Regions from separate parts of the Homo sapiens genome. Here region 1 is linked to region 2. Evidence: chromatin contacts called from ENCODE Hi-C or POLR2A ChIA-PET data. All regions are on one chromosome and are shown on one strand. The core of a region is the stretch at or near the end of the contact, and the rest is flanking DNA. Distances in the headings are between cores, read along the strand shown. Region 1 overlaps CCNY (cyclin Y). Region 2 overlaps CCNY (cyclin Y).

What was found. A loop is a pair of places that touch in the nucleus more often than their neighbours do. ChIA-PET counts read pairs that join two places held with the same protein, here RNA polymerase II (POLR2A).
Region 1: a loop to region 2 is called in a map of IMR-90, with 2.0 times the contacts of the local background. The contact joins two enhancer-like sites. A Hi-C loop is called at or near these places in 2 of 168 maps with a recorded cell type or tissue (B cell and IMR-90). POLR2A ChIA-PET finds 5 or more read pairs at or near these places in 2 of 52 experiments (OCI-LY7 and activated T-cell).

What each region holds. Positions count from the first base shown.
Region 1 is chr10:35,514,899-35,521,153 of GRCh38, reverse strand. It overlaps CCNY (cyclin Y), which reads right to left. Exons shown (of 10, transcript NM_145012.6): 4 at 4,531-4,631. Among named protein-coding and RNA genes, the nearest start is that of GJD4, 87 kb to the left of the region's middle. RefSeq lists enhancers at 2,809-3,309, 3,310-3,810. Within about 2 kb of position 3,538, at least 7 of the 41 ENCODE cell types and tissues checked have a DNase peak (open chromatin) inside an H3K27ac peak, as active enhancers do.
Region 2 is chr10:35,416,627-35,423,361 of GRCh38, reverse strand. The region is part of intron 1 of CCNY (cyclin Y); the gene reads right to left. Among named protein-coding and RNA genes, the nearest start is that of CCNY, 83 kb to the right of the region's middle. Within about 2 kb of position 1,666, at least 15 of the 41 ENCODE cell types and tissues checked have a DNase peak (open chromatin) inside an H3K27ac peak, as active enhancers do.

The sequences.
Region 1 (6,255 bases), core at 2,289-4,788, 96 kb before region 2:
TTGCACAAGAAAACAAAATGGATTTGTGACTTTTGGCACTTCATTTGTCTTCTTACCCAGAGCTAAATTAGCAATGTATATGACAATCCTAAAACCTTTGAAGGGCAAGAGGGGGTGAGTTCTAGCAGCACAGTGGGGCTGAGCCATAGACAGGGCTGTGACGGGCATTAGCTGTTCCCTGGCCCTGGAGGCCAAGGACCCTGATGGTATGGCCAAGTGCGCAAAGGGGCTCCCCACCACCCTCCGCTCTTTTCTTTGATCATCATCTTATGCTTGTCAGAGGACTTGGTGGGGAGGGGTTGGCTGCAGAGGCACAAAGTGTGGCTGACAAACTCTAAATTCATACCACAGCTGTTGGCATTTAGGGGAAAAATAGGAAAATCAAGTTCTCAAAATAAAAAATTATGTCTACAGAAAGAGTGAGCACTGAATGAGTACCCAACTTTTTTATAGCTTTTCTTTCACTGTTAGATTAGCATTCAACCCTCCACCCATCCCCAGCTAGAATTTGCAAATACGTTTATTTCTGGCAATCCCCACTTTACAGGTGGATTATTTTCCAAAAATCAGCTTATAAATCGCTGTTTAGAACCTAGGGCATTCTTCTCACAGTTACAACCTTGTAACTGGATTTCAGATAGCAACTCTGGCCCATAAATGCTCACTTATGCCCACCATGAAGCTGAACTACAATATTAATGATTGTGTTATCAGTTTTAATGTCTGGAGTAGGGTGCAAGAGGACCTGGGTTAACGGGAGGCAAAGAAAGCAAAAAAGAAAATAGGAGTTTTCTTTGGACAGGAGTAGGGCAAGATGTAGGCAAAATTTTAGAATGGGATGGCATGTGGATTTCACAACTTCCTATCTTTTTCACTACTCTTCCTTCTGAGTATCCCTTTCCTCTCATATTGTCAACCCTCTAGCTGAAGAACTCAACTGGACCTGCTAATGTCTCTAAATGTTTTTGACTCTTTAGCTACACCAAGTGTGAGATGCTGGTATTTCCAGGGAAGGATTCTGATGGCTCTACTTCAGTTGGTCCCACCCTGCCCAGCTCCCAGTGTGCATTTTAAAAAGAGGATACTTTTGGCTGGGCACTGTGGCTGACGCCTATAATCTCAGCACTTTGGGAGGCCAAGGTGGGTAGATTGCTTGAGCCCAGCCTACGCAACAAGGTGAAACAAATGTCTCTACAAAAAATGCAAAAATTAGCTGGCCATGGTAGTGTGTACCTGTAATCCCAGCTACTCGGAAGGCTAAGGCGGGAGGATCTCTTGAGCCTGGGAGGCGGAGTTACAGTGAGCTGAGATCATGCCACTGCACTCCAGCCTGGGGACAGAGATCCTGTCTCAAAAAAAAAAAAAAAAAAAAAAAAAGAAAAGAAAAGAAAAAGAAGATACTTTTTAAAGCAACTGAATTACAGACTGAAGAAGTTTCAGATGTGTGCAGTGCAGAGACCATGTCTTCGGATCAGGGAAGCCCAGAATCTACACTGAAGTCTCATAGCTTGTTCCTACTCTTCAGCTTCTCTGTTCTCTACATTCTAACCCGCAGTTCATTTAAAAGTGGCAGGGGGACATTGGTGGGGGAGGGGAGGGTAGCTGTCCACTTCCATCTGGGGTCTTCAACTTTGGCTGCCTGTGAGACTCTCCTGGGGAGGTTTAAAAATCCAGATACTCACAGTATGCCTCAGCCAGATTCAATCAAGATCTGTTAAAAATCCAGACACCCAGAGAATGCCTCAGCCAGATTCAATCAAGATCTGTTAAAAATCCAGATACCCACAGTATACCTCAGCCAGATTCAATCAAGATCTGTTAAAAATCCAGATACCCAGAGAATGCCTCAGCCAGATTCAATCAAGATCTGTTAAAAATCCAGATACTCACAGTATACCTCAGCCAGATTCAATCAAGAGCTGTTACAAATCCAAATACCCACAGTATGCCTCAGCCAGATTCAATCAAGATCTGTTAAAAATCCAGATACTCACAGTATACCTCAGCCAAATTCAATCAAGATCTGTTAAAAATCCAGATACTCACAGCATACCTCAGCCAGATTCAATCAAGATCTGTTAAAAATCCAGATACTCACAATATACCTCAGCCAGATTCAATCAAGAGCTGTTACAAATCCAAATACCCACAGTATGCCTCAGCCAGATTCAATCAAGATCTGTTAAAAATCCAGATACCCACAGTATACCTCAGCCAGATTCAATCAAGATCTGTTAAAAATCCAGATACCCAGAGAATGCCTCAGCCAGATTCAATCAAGATCTGTTAAAAATCCAGATACTCACAGCATACCTCAGCCAGATTCAATCAAGATCTGTTAAAAATCCAGATACTCACAATTTACCTCAGCCAGATTCAATCAAGAGCTGTTACAAATCCAAATACCCACAGTATGCCTCAGCCAGATTCAATCAAGAGCTGTTAAAAATCCAGATACCCACAGTATACCTCAGCCAGATTCAATCAAGATCTGTTAAAAATCCAGATACCCAGAGAATGCCTCAGCCAGATTCAATCAAGATCTGTTAAAAATCCAGATACTCACAGCATACCTCAGCCAGATTCAATCAAGATCTGTTAAAAATCCAGATACTCACAATTTACCTCAGCCAGATTCAATCAAGAGCTGTTACACATCCAAATAACCACAGTATGCCTCAGCCAGATTCAATCAAGAGCTGTTAAAAATCCAGATACCCACAGTATACCTCAGCCAGATTCAATCAAAGTCTGTTAAAAGTCCAGATACCCACAGTATGCCTCAGCCAGATTCAATCAAGATCTGTAAGGAGACCTCAATCATCAGTGTGTTTTTAAGCTCCCAGGTGACTCCTAGGTGCAGCCAGGGCCAGAAACAGTGATTTACACAGACAACATATTTCTAACTTAGGTGTTTGTGCCTCCTAGAGTTGACCGATGAACTATCAAATTGTCACACAGTTCTCTCACTAGGCTCCTAAGTGTCTGTGTCACAGCCAGTGGCAATTTTAAGTGGTCCAAGGATGAAAGTGTTGAGCAACTAAGACAGAGCCACCTGTGAATCCCAAGAGCTCCCGCTGCCCCAGGATGGGAAACTGTGCTACTCTGCCCTGGCTTCCAATGAGAGGAGTCCAGGATTAAAGGGAAGTTAGCAGCTTCTGTTCTGGGCTCCTCAGAGATTGAGCAGAAGCCAACAGTCATGTGGTACACAGATCTTCAGGGCTTTCCACTTCTCTCCGCGAGTCCTAATAACCTAATCTGGAAAATACTTCCAAAGGTACTGCACACCCCATTTCCCCTCAGTAAACCACAGCCCAAGGGTAAACGTGGCTCAGGCAAGGGCATGCGTGGTGGAGCTAAGACAGAGCTCTGTGAGTGCTGCCAGTGTGAGTTTATGCCCACTAGTCACTTCCCGTGCACTCCGGTGCTGAGGAAGTAAGGAAGAGGCTGCATTGCCACTTAGATCCTGGAAGCACGGAACCTGACAAGCGCAGTGCCAACAGGCAGCCTCTACCCAAGCGGCCTTGTCCTCCACCTTCTGCCTAGAGCAGACACTGACTACAGATGGCTATAGTCCTCACTGCCTGACTCATCATCACATGTGGTCATACTCAGAACAGGGCTTCTAGGCCTGAAAACCTGGCCCACTGAAATGGACGAATACTCCTTATTTAAAATTTAAACACTTATTTCATATGCTGACATGTATTGTGAAATGTGTGCTTTCTGAAACAAGTATAGAGATAAAATTCAGATTTTTTAAAACTGAGCTGCTGACCACAGGCCCAAGCACATCAGGTTCTCTATAGTACTTGCCAAGGGTCATTATTACCATAATGCTAGTGGTACAATAAAGGAAAAACCAGTGTTCCCTCCCTCTTTAAAGTACGGAAACTGAAGCACCGTAAGGGAAAGAAGTTTATCCCAAGACTCCCCCTTCCTTCCTCCCTTATAAACTCCATTTAAAAATATGGAATTAAAGGCCCCACAGAAAGGATCCCACCCACGTTCTCTTTGTTGGTGAGAGAGCCATGGTCAGAACTCAGATCTCCAGACCCCAGGCAAGTGTACCTTCACTAGGCCAGGCAGGCTTTCTACTGGAGCCCCGGGTCTCCAACTGGGAACATAGGAGTCTCATTTTATTTAGAAGGTAAAAAGTTAGTGGAGTTATGCCAGGATGGCTTCAATAAAAAGTGCAAGGGTAGAAAGCATGAACAAAAATAAAAAATATATTTTAAGTAATCTACATTTAAAATACTTTAAGATTCTGGTCTTTTAATGTAAATAGTACTATGTAAAAATATTTCAATACCCCACACTTAACTACCAAAATCATTTTTTAAAAAGATTTCCTGAATTATCAGTGCTACCCCTACTCCCACCCATCCAATCTTATCACTCCCAGACCCCACAACCAACCAGCTTAGCTGTCAGGTTAAGGAACAGAAAAAGCATTCAGTTAAGTAAAAAAAAAAAAAAAAAAAAAAAAAAAGGAAGGAAGGAAGGAAGGAAATAAATCCATATACCCACCATTTAATTGTATACTTGAGGTTTGGTTGACTGACTGTGCTATCATCTAGGAAAATGGTGGAGCAGGAACTGTATTTCCTTGCTATTTGTCCTGGAGGATGCTAGAAAACAACAGCAAGAAGATTAAGGCAATTACACAGGGCTCAGAATTCTTCCAAGAAACATCACCCCCGCTTAACTTGAGATAAGACCACAGAGGAAAAATGTCTTAGCAAGAAATGTCAACATTACCACCAAGAACAGTACAAAAACACTTTATTCATAAAATGAACTTCCTTGCTCTTCCATATATAAAAGTCACCAGGACCACACCTAGTCCCTAACTTCCTGCATCAGGAGAACAGTAAACTCTTGCAATCAAGCATCAAAAAGCATGTTTCAGAGTCCACAAAAATCACCTGCCCCATGGCTTGTATGAAACATGGGATCTACTAAACTAACAAAAGCCTGCAATTTAGATGGTGGCCTGGTTTTACGCACTAAGATCAAGACAAGTGTCCACTGTACCCACTTTCCTTACTCTTGAAATACAGTTGATTTAGGGGCCATGGAAAATGCAGCCAATGTTAATTTAGAATCTCCTGGTTAATCTGCTTGAATTTCAGCAGGTAAAGTTATAATGAAAAAATATTGCTTTGTTAAGGACAAAGTAAGTTTTAAAGGGGAAGATTATCTGATACTTTTGAAAATACAACCAATGAATGACCTTTAGATAGTTCTTTGTGTGGTCTTATGACAGGTTCTTTCATAACTGTACAACTTTTGGGCTCTTTGGAGAACTTTAGAACAGAATTCCTTCTAGAAGGTACTGGTGAAGTAAATAGAATTTATAGCACACACTGATGACACCTAGTTGAACACTAAATAGATTTCTGGCAACAATCGGGCAATATGATTAGTACACATCAATCTGGATAGTTCCTGATCAAAAGCAAACTAGAAAAAAAGTTAAATTATGCAAACAAGTTTCCACGTGCCTGATGCTATGTTGAATGTCTAAGTGTCATTTTCAGCAACAAAAAAACTTAATAATCCCTTGGGGATCACAATGTCTTCTGCCTGACCTGCCCGCCTGCAACACACCCTGGGTGTACACAGTTCACAAATTTAGTAAAGGAAGCCTCAACGTTAGAGACCAAATGCCCTGTTCAATATCTTAAAATTTATTTCTCATTTAATAAGGTTTCCTCAGTAATAAAGTAAGGAAAATGTGAGGCAGTCTGAGAAATATATAAACAATGTTATAAACAGAATCTCTTCTCAAAACTAGATAACAAATGATACTAGTTACTTCTTTGGGGTTCCAATTTCTTAAATCACAGTTAGCACTGCGCTGCTGAAGCATCCTGACCCTCGGAGCCCTAGTCTCACATCAACAGCAAACAGGTTAGAAGGAAAGAACCACAACCAGGAAAATTCAGAAGCTGAGGCCTCTCCCCAGGGTTCTTTCCTTAGGCTTACACTCTCAAGTGCCTATGTGGGGACAGGGCATAGAGAACGCTTGTGAAATTCAAGTCTGAAGTCAAATGTCAGTTTTCACATGGCATTTAACATCTATCAAATGAATCACATTTCATTAAGAAAATCCAGACATTTAAACCAATTCTCTTCCTCTTTTTAAACTCTTGTAGAATCACATGTAAGTCACAGAAGACGCACTAAAGCCTCAGACTCTAATAACAGCTATTACCATAGGTGATAAACTAAAAATGCTTAAGGAATTTT
Region 2 (6,735 bases), core at 417-2,916:
TTGAGAATACAGGTGCGCGTCACCATGCCCAGCTGATTTTTGCATGTTTTGTAGAGACGGGGTTTTGCCACATTGCCCAGCCTGGTCTCGAACACCTAGGCTCAAGCAATCCAACTGCCTCGGCCTCCTGAAGTGTTGACATTACAGGTGTGAGCTACCACACCTGGCCGAAAATTTTTAAATAAATGAAAAAAGACTCTATAAAAAAAAGTGGAAATGAATTAAAGGCAAACATCACACAGACTAAACACCACCAAAGGACAACTAGTCATTTTACTTTAGGAGACTGGGGAGGTGGAGAGTTCAGCATACAAAACACTAGAAATAGATTCACAAATCAAGTGATTTTTCAGTGCTATTAACTAAAGCAGTAACTGTGGTTGATTCAGTACCATCTAACAAAATGTAAAGTCAGTTACAAAGACTGCACTTAAATAAAAGCAAATACTATGTTATTGTGCTCTTAGAGAAAAATTTTATAAAGGCCTTTTACTAGCTAGACAATTAAATGAGTCCATGTTTTTTAGCAATAAAACAAAAAAATCATGAAGGATAAACAGACATCCTAACACGTAACTAATGCTAAAAAGATTTCATTTAAATGGCACAATTCTCTCTATTCCTTTAACTCTTAAATGACAAAAAAATAAGCAAATATAAATAAATAAATCTCTAATGGAATGCTGATTAAGAGACCTCTCTTCTTGGCCTAATCAATTATAAACCAGAATTAACTGACTAAATGTAAACATAAAACAACATATCTTGAAAGTCTATAACAGCTTTCAACTTTTTAAATTACAAGCACAATAACTGCCATTTTCTGATTGCCTTTATGTGTCAAGTACCTTGCTACTTACTCACATTTAATCTTCTCAAATGCCCACGAGTCAGCTCATACTACAAGACAGGGAAACGCAGGTCAGAGAGGTTACAGAGCTTAGACAAGGCCACACAATCAGTCATGCACTGCAGCCAGGAGCTCGGATCTAATGCTAAGTCCAATGCTTTTTTCAAAACACAACTGCCTATATAGAATTGTAGCTGAATATCATATGAAAAAGCTAACTCATCCCGGGATCAAGGAGGCCACATAGAAGATTCCAGACAGCTGAGGTGCCACGAGCCAGCAAGAATATAGAATAATGTTTTATTGACGACTGTAGGTTTTAAATTTAAATTTTAAAAAAATTTTAAAAGAATAGAAAGGTGTAAAATTAGATGGAAAAATGAGTCAAAAATATTTATAGAATACAAAATAAGTCAAAAAAATGTTTTAAAAAGAATATAGAATAGCATTTAAGAGTGCAGGCTCAGGAGCCAGCTTTTCTGACTTCAACCCTGACTCCTCCACTTGGCACCCTGATGACTGTGGGGCAGTGACTTTCTCTGTGCTTCAGTTTCCCCTCTGCAAAATGGAGATGAGTATCCACCTAAGATTGTTACGGAGACTGAATTAAAATTCACCCAACACTGAGAACCATATCTGGCCCACAGAAATTACTGTATTTATATTTACTGTCAAGAGAAACCTCTGAAGAGAAAGCAGAATGACTAGATTCAGATCTAACAGGCCTGGATATAAGAGCAAGGGCAGAAAACAGGAAAGTAAGTGAAAACAAGCAGGATGAGCTGTAGGGAACGGCATCCTGGAGGAAAACAAGTGACTCAGCTCAAGAAAATGGGAGTCCATCACAGACTCCAGTCAGCAGGGCCAGCTAGAAGAGCACCAGGCAACACGGACAAAAGCCAGAGAGGCATGAAACTGTCCCTGACAAAAGCCACCCGACGCTTCTAAATACCAAATGAAGGCAAAATAAAATTACTTGGTCTTAAATTGGAGGTGAGAAAATGAAGGCAGACCAGCAAGCTCTGTGTTCCCTGGGTCGGGGGTTCTAGAATAACAGAAACAGAGCACCTGCCCAGGACTGGAAGGCACTGATCCAGTGAACCCGCGTCAAGCTGACCATCAGGAGACTGGAGTTAGGATCCACATAGTTAGAGAGAGAGTGGTGCCAAGCACCCATGATAAACCGTGCCTCTGAACTTCCTGCAGCACAGAGACGGGAGCTCATGTGGAAGAGAAGGTAACAAAAGGGCCCTGAAACCAGGAATGAATTTAACAAAGAAATTCCCTCTCCTTTTACACTTGGCCTAGAAAGGTGATCCAGGAACAACACCTGAGTGGGCTTCTCCAGAAGCGGCCTGTCCAACCCGTGTGGCCGTCCTCAGCCAGGTCCTTTGAACCTCGTCCTACACCCAAAATCCCACCCCAAAGCAGAGCCGGCACTGGCATAGGTGCACACAGCCTGACTTCAAACAGGCCTATCCACTGGGCTGGCTGTGTGACTAACAAATAAATGTTAAGTACGCAAATTTACACTTGGCCATGACTTGCTCAAAATTGGCTTAAAATGCTGCAGGGTATGATTCTGAATCAGTAAACAACAATACATTTTTCACTTCAGTCAGCCAAACACAGAGTTCAAATAAGATTTTGAAATTAGAATTCAGACTCATTGCCATTTAGGCTGTGAATTAACAGTTAAAAATTAGTCTCCGTTCACATTCAGCTTAGGTTTGATGAGCAAAACTGCCAAAAGAAAGCATCTGTTTTTGCGGTTTGAAAACATATTTGCTTTAAAAAAGTTTACTTCATATTCAGTCCCTACTTTTTAGGTGAGAGTCTGATTTTGTTTTCCAGTGAGATTCTGGTGTGAGATTGCGACTTCCTCATGAATTGGTCATTGGGAACTGGGTAAGGTGATCCTAGATCCCACAGTGCACTCTCCAGAATCCCCATCAGGTGCTGAGTTGCTGAGTTGCACAAACATGTTCATCTCAAACTGAAGATATGCAGAAAGAGTAGTTGCAAAGTCACTGAAAAGCTACCTGTGCCAAATCAGAGACCCCAAAATATCACAGCAGCTTCACATTTTCATGAGAAACAAGAGGGCACAAGTGAGAGAGAGCCAGGAAAACCCAGGTGGGCCTGGTTTCTAGGGCTCGCTGCTTTTAGGGCCACTGGGGTCGGATCCCACTCCACCTCCACTGCTCACCAAAGCAAACAACATCAACTTTACCAAATATTCCTCTTGCTACAGAGCAAGACATGATTCATTCAGTATCACTATATCCTCCCACACACAAACAAAGGATGCACCATGATCCAGATTTCTTTAGGAAATTAGCAGCTTAATGAAAACTTCTTGAACTTATATACATGATGATTCTTCCACTATTTTATCTGTAAAAGATAGTCACAGGAAAAATCAGGCAAGCACAGACATAGGACCTAAATTAAGAACAATAGAAAATTAAGAACAGGAGTCAGCAAAACTTTTCATGTAGAGAAAAAACTAGATAAGAAAGAAACCATCTGCAGGACCAAAGGGCACCATTTATTTTGAACTGTACTAAAAAAAAAAAAAAAAAAAATTACAGCCATATCTATTTCTTCTTTTAATTATAAAGTTTGCCTAGAAATTAGTAATCTGTCAGCCTATTTCCTAATTTCAGCAGTCACAATGCTGTATGAATGACCTAAAAGTATCAAAACCTAAAGTATTATATACCACACACACACACATAAATGCACACATATATTTACGTAAACGTATATAAAGAGAGACATGAGATAAAGCAGTTAAAATCAATCTGTAGGACTAATTGAGTTGTATATCAAATGAGTTGATATGCAACTAAAATGAGCTGTATATCTAATGGGGTTTAGTTTTGAATTATCTCCAAATTAGCTATCCAATAACTTCCTCAGACCGATAACTTATCACCTTAAAAATCCTCCAGATTGCTAAAAAAAAAAAAAAAGGAACGGTCTAATGCAACCCAGTCCTTCCCTCATGGTCCATGGCCACCACCCTAGCACATACCCTGGGTCATACCTGGATTACTTTTTCTCCCGTCAGCCTTCCTACCACCTTTCTCTTTCTACCTCGGATCCAACCTGTGCCATTCTGCCAGGGTTTCAATACCTCTAAAACACTTCCTTCATACCATTTCTTTGCTTAAAATTTTTAATGCTCAAAGGATAAGCCCAAATTCCTTCACATCAAACCACATTAGAGATGCTTCACAATAAACTTCAACCTACTTTTTAATTAACTGTTCTTCAAGAATTCCCAAATAATAGTAATACAATTGAGCACCCACAGTATGTCAAAATAGTATCCTAACTACTTCACATGCATTAATTCATAAGGACAATAGGACATAAATACTATTATATCCCACCCGGGTGCGGTGGCTCATGCCTATAATCTCAGCACTTTGGGAGGCGGGTTGATCACGAGGTCAGGAATTCAAGACCAGCCTGGCCAACATGGTGAAACCCCATCTCTACTAAAAATACAAAAATTAGCTGGGTGTGGTGGCGCGTGCCTATAATCCCAGCTACTCGGGAGGCTGAGGCACAAGAATTGCTTGAACCCAGGAGGCGGAGGTTGCAGTGAGCAGAGATAGCGCCACTGCACTCCAGCCTGGTGACAGAGAGATTAAAAAAAAAAAAACTACTATTATATCCCCATTCTACAGATGAAGAAACTGAGCACAGCAGAGTGAAAGAAACCGCCTACATCACACCTCACATGAGCAAGCAACAGGGCCAGGGTTCATACCAGGCATTCTGACTCCAGAGCCTCACTGGGAATTGCTAGGCTGTGCTCGCTCTACCTCCACTGTCCCCCACATACGCCCCCTACACTTGAGCACCCTCTACTCTGAGCAACGGAGGCATATTCTCAGTTACCGCTTACCCCATCTGTTATCATTGTTATGGGGCACCACGACCACACCACCTGAATGCACAGGAGAGGGCCTGTGGACAAGAGGACACATTTAATTCTGTCCGTAGGACATGGCTCCCACTGCTTCATAGATGAAAACTGATTGCCCAATTTCTCCATAGGCTCAAGCAAGGGCATGTTTTTTTCTATCTTGTTCTCTCCATCTTCCCTCCTGGTAGAAGAGAGCTTTGCAGTACAGGTTTCCTTGAGAAAGTGTGGTGATCAAGCCGGGGGTGGGGGTTTCTCAGCCTTTTCATTCCTCCACCCCCGGCTACAGGCAGACACAGCTACACATTTGGTGTAGAAAAAGCTCACTAAACTCTCCATCCAGGTCACTGAAGAAAGTTTCCTACTTCCCTGCTCCCTGCTGTTGATATTCACAAGCCCTGATATAAAAGAGAGCATTTAGGCAGTTCTGTTATATAAACTCTCAGCCCTTCACTAAAATTGAAGCTAAATGATTCAGTTTCTACTTTGCAGCATAAACCCCACTTTATACTCAAAAGTCTTATCCTCAAGCTTTACTGATGATTTTTCCTAAAGGAGACATATTCCAAAAGGCCTGGGCTTAGAGCTTTTTTAGACTTACTGGAAATGGTACCAGCTGAATGTCACACAGCATCTTGCTGAAGGCTTTTGGAAACAGCTGATGAAAAAAAGAGAACAGATTGCTAGAGAGGTGAACTATTCCTGGTAGCTTCCTCTTCACTCTCCCAATTCTGTCAACCCAGAGACAGGATTAGAGACCCCTAAAAATGTAATTTAATCTCTTACAATTCTCTGGAGCATAACAGATTGGGCTCTGATAGATGGCTTGTTCATTATTATTAGAATATGCAAGTTAAAAGAAATTAATGCCATTAAAAGATGCAGGTCTGATTCCTTAAAACACCTAAAAGAAATAACAAAAGGCAAACACCCTAGAATTAAAACTACACGACCAAAAGCTCTACAAATCATCTGGTGTCTATAAACACCTCTTAAGGAGTTTTGTTTTAACCTTCCCCTTTATTAAAACAAAGAAAAACATGCTCAAACATTTTAGCTAAAACTGACCATCATCAACTTCTCTTTCCCTCATACATCATTTCATATTTGTAACAGTCCTATTAGTGACCCCATTATACAGATGGTGACATTAAGGCAGAAAAGTTAAATGATTTGCTCAAAGTCACATGGTAAGTGGTGAATCAAGAGCTGAGACTCAGATGCCAGAGCCCCTGCTCTGGGCCACTCTGCTCCACAGCTAATGGGATCGGCTTGTCCTCTTACTCCCTGAAAGGCACTGTGGAATGAGAACACCTCTTTGCAATCCACAAAGATGACTGATTCTAAATACCTCCTCGACAGAAAAGCTGTACTGAGAGGTCAAAGCAAAGACTGGCATTCCACGTGCTTCCCAGCATTTCCTGGTCATCCTTGCAATCAGCCAGGGCCACAATGGAGCATAAGAAGTGATGTGTTTCATTTCCACAGTAAGGCAGTAAGTATGCCTCTCTCGACTCTGTGTTACTGCTGAAGAAGGTGGCCACAGGATGGAGGAGGGTTAATCTGCATGGTTTTGTTTAAGCAAGAAATACACTTTCACTGTTTGATGGGTTATGAAGGCTAGTATTAATGACCCTAGACTTCAGTTTCTTTCCTGCTACACTCAGGCTGGGCTTTCTCTTCCCTGGTTTCCTCTAGTCTAGAGTGTAGTCCCGCTGCCACCTGTCTGAAGAGTTGATTTTGCCCCCACAGGCCATCAACAGTCACAGCTGGAGTGATCTCCAGGGCAACAGGGCCACAAAAGCAGGTGGTCCGCGGCCCTCCTTCCAACTGGGCCCCATTTCAGCCATCTGTTAAAGGTTGCTCACGTTCACAACCAGACAGTAACAACCAAATAAATCATGCCACATCATTTCATATAATAAAAAAGCACAGAAAGCAACAG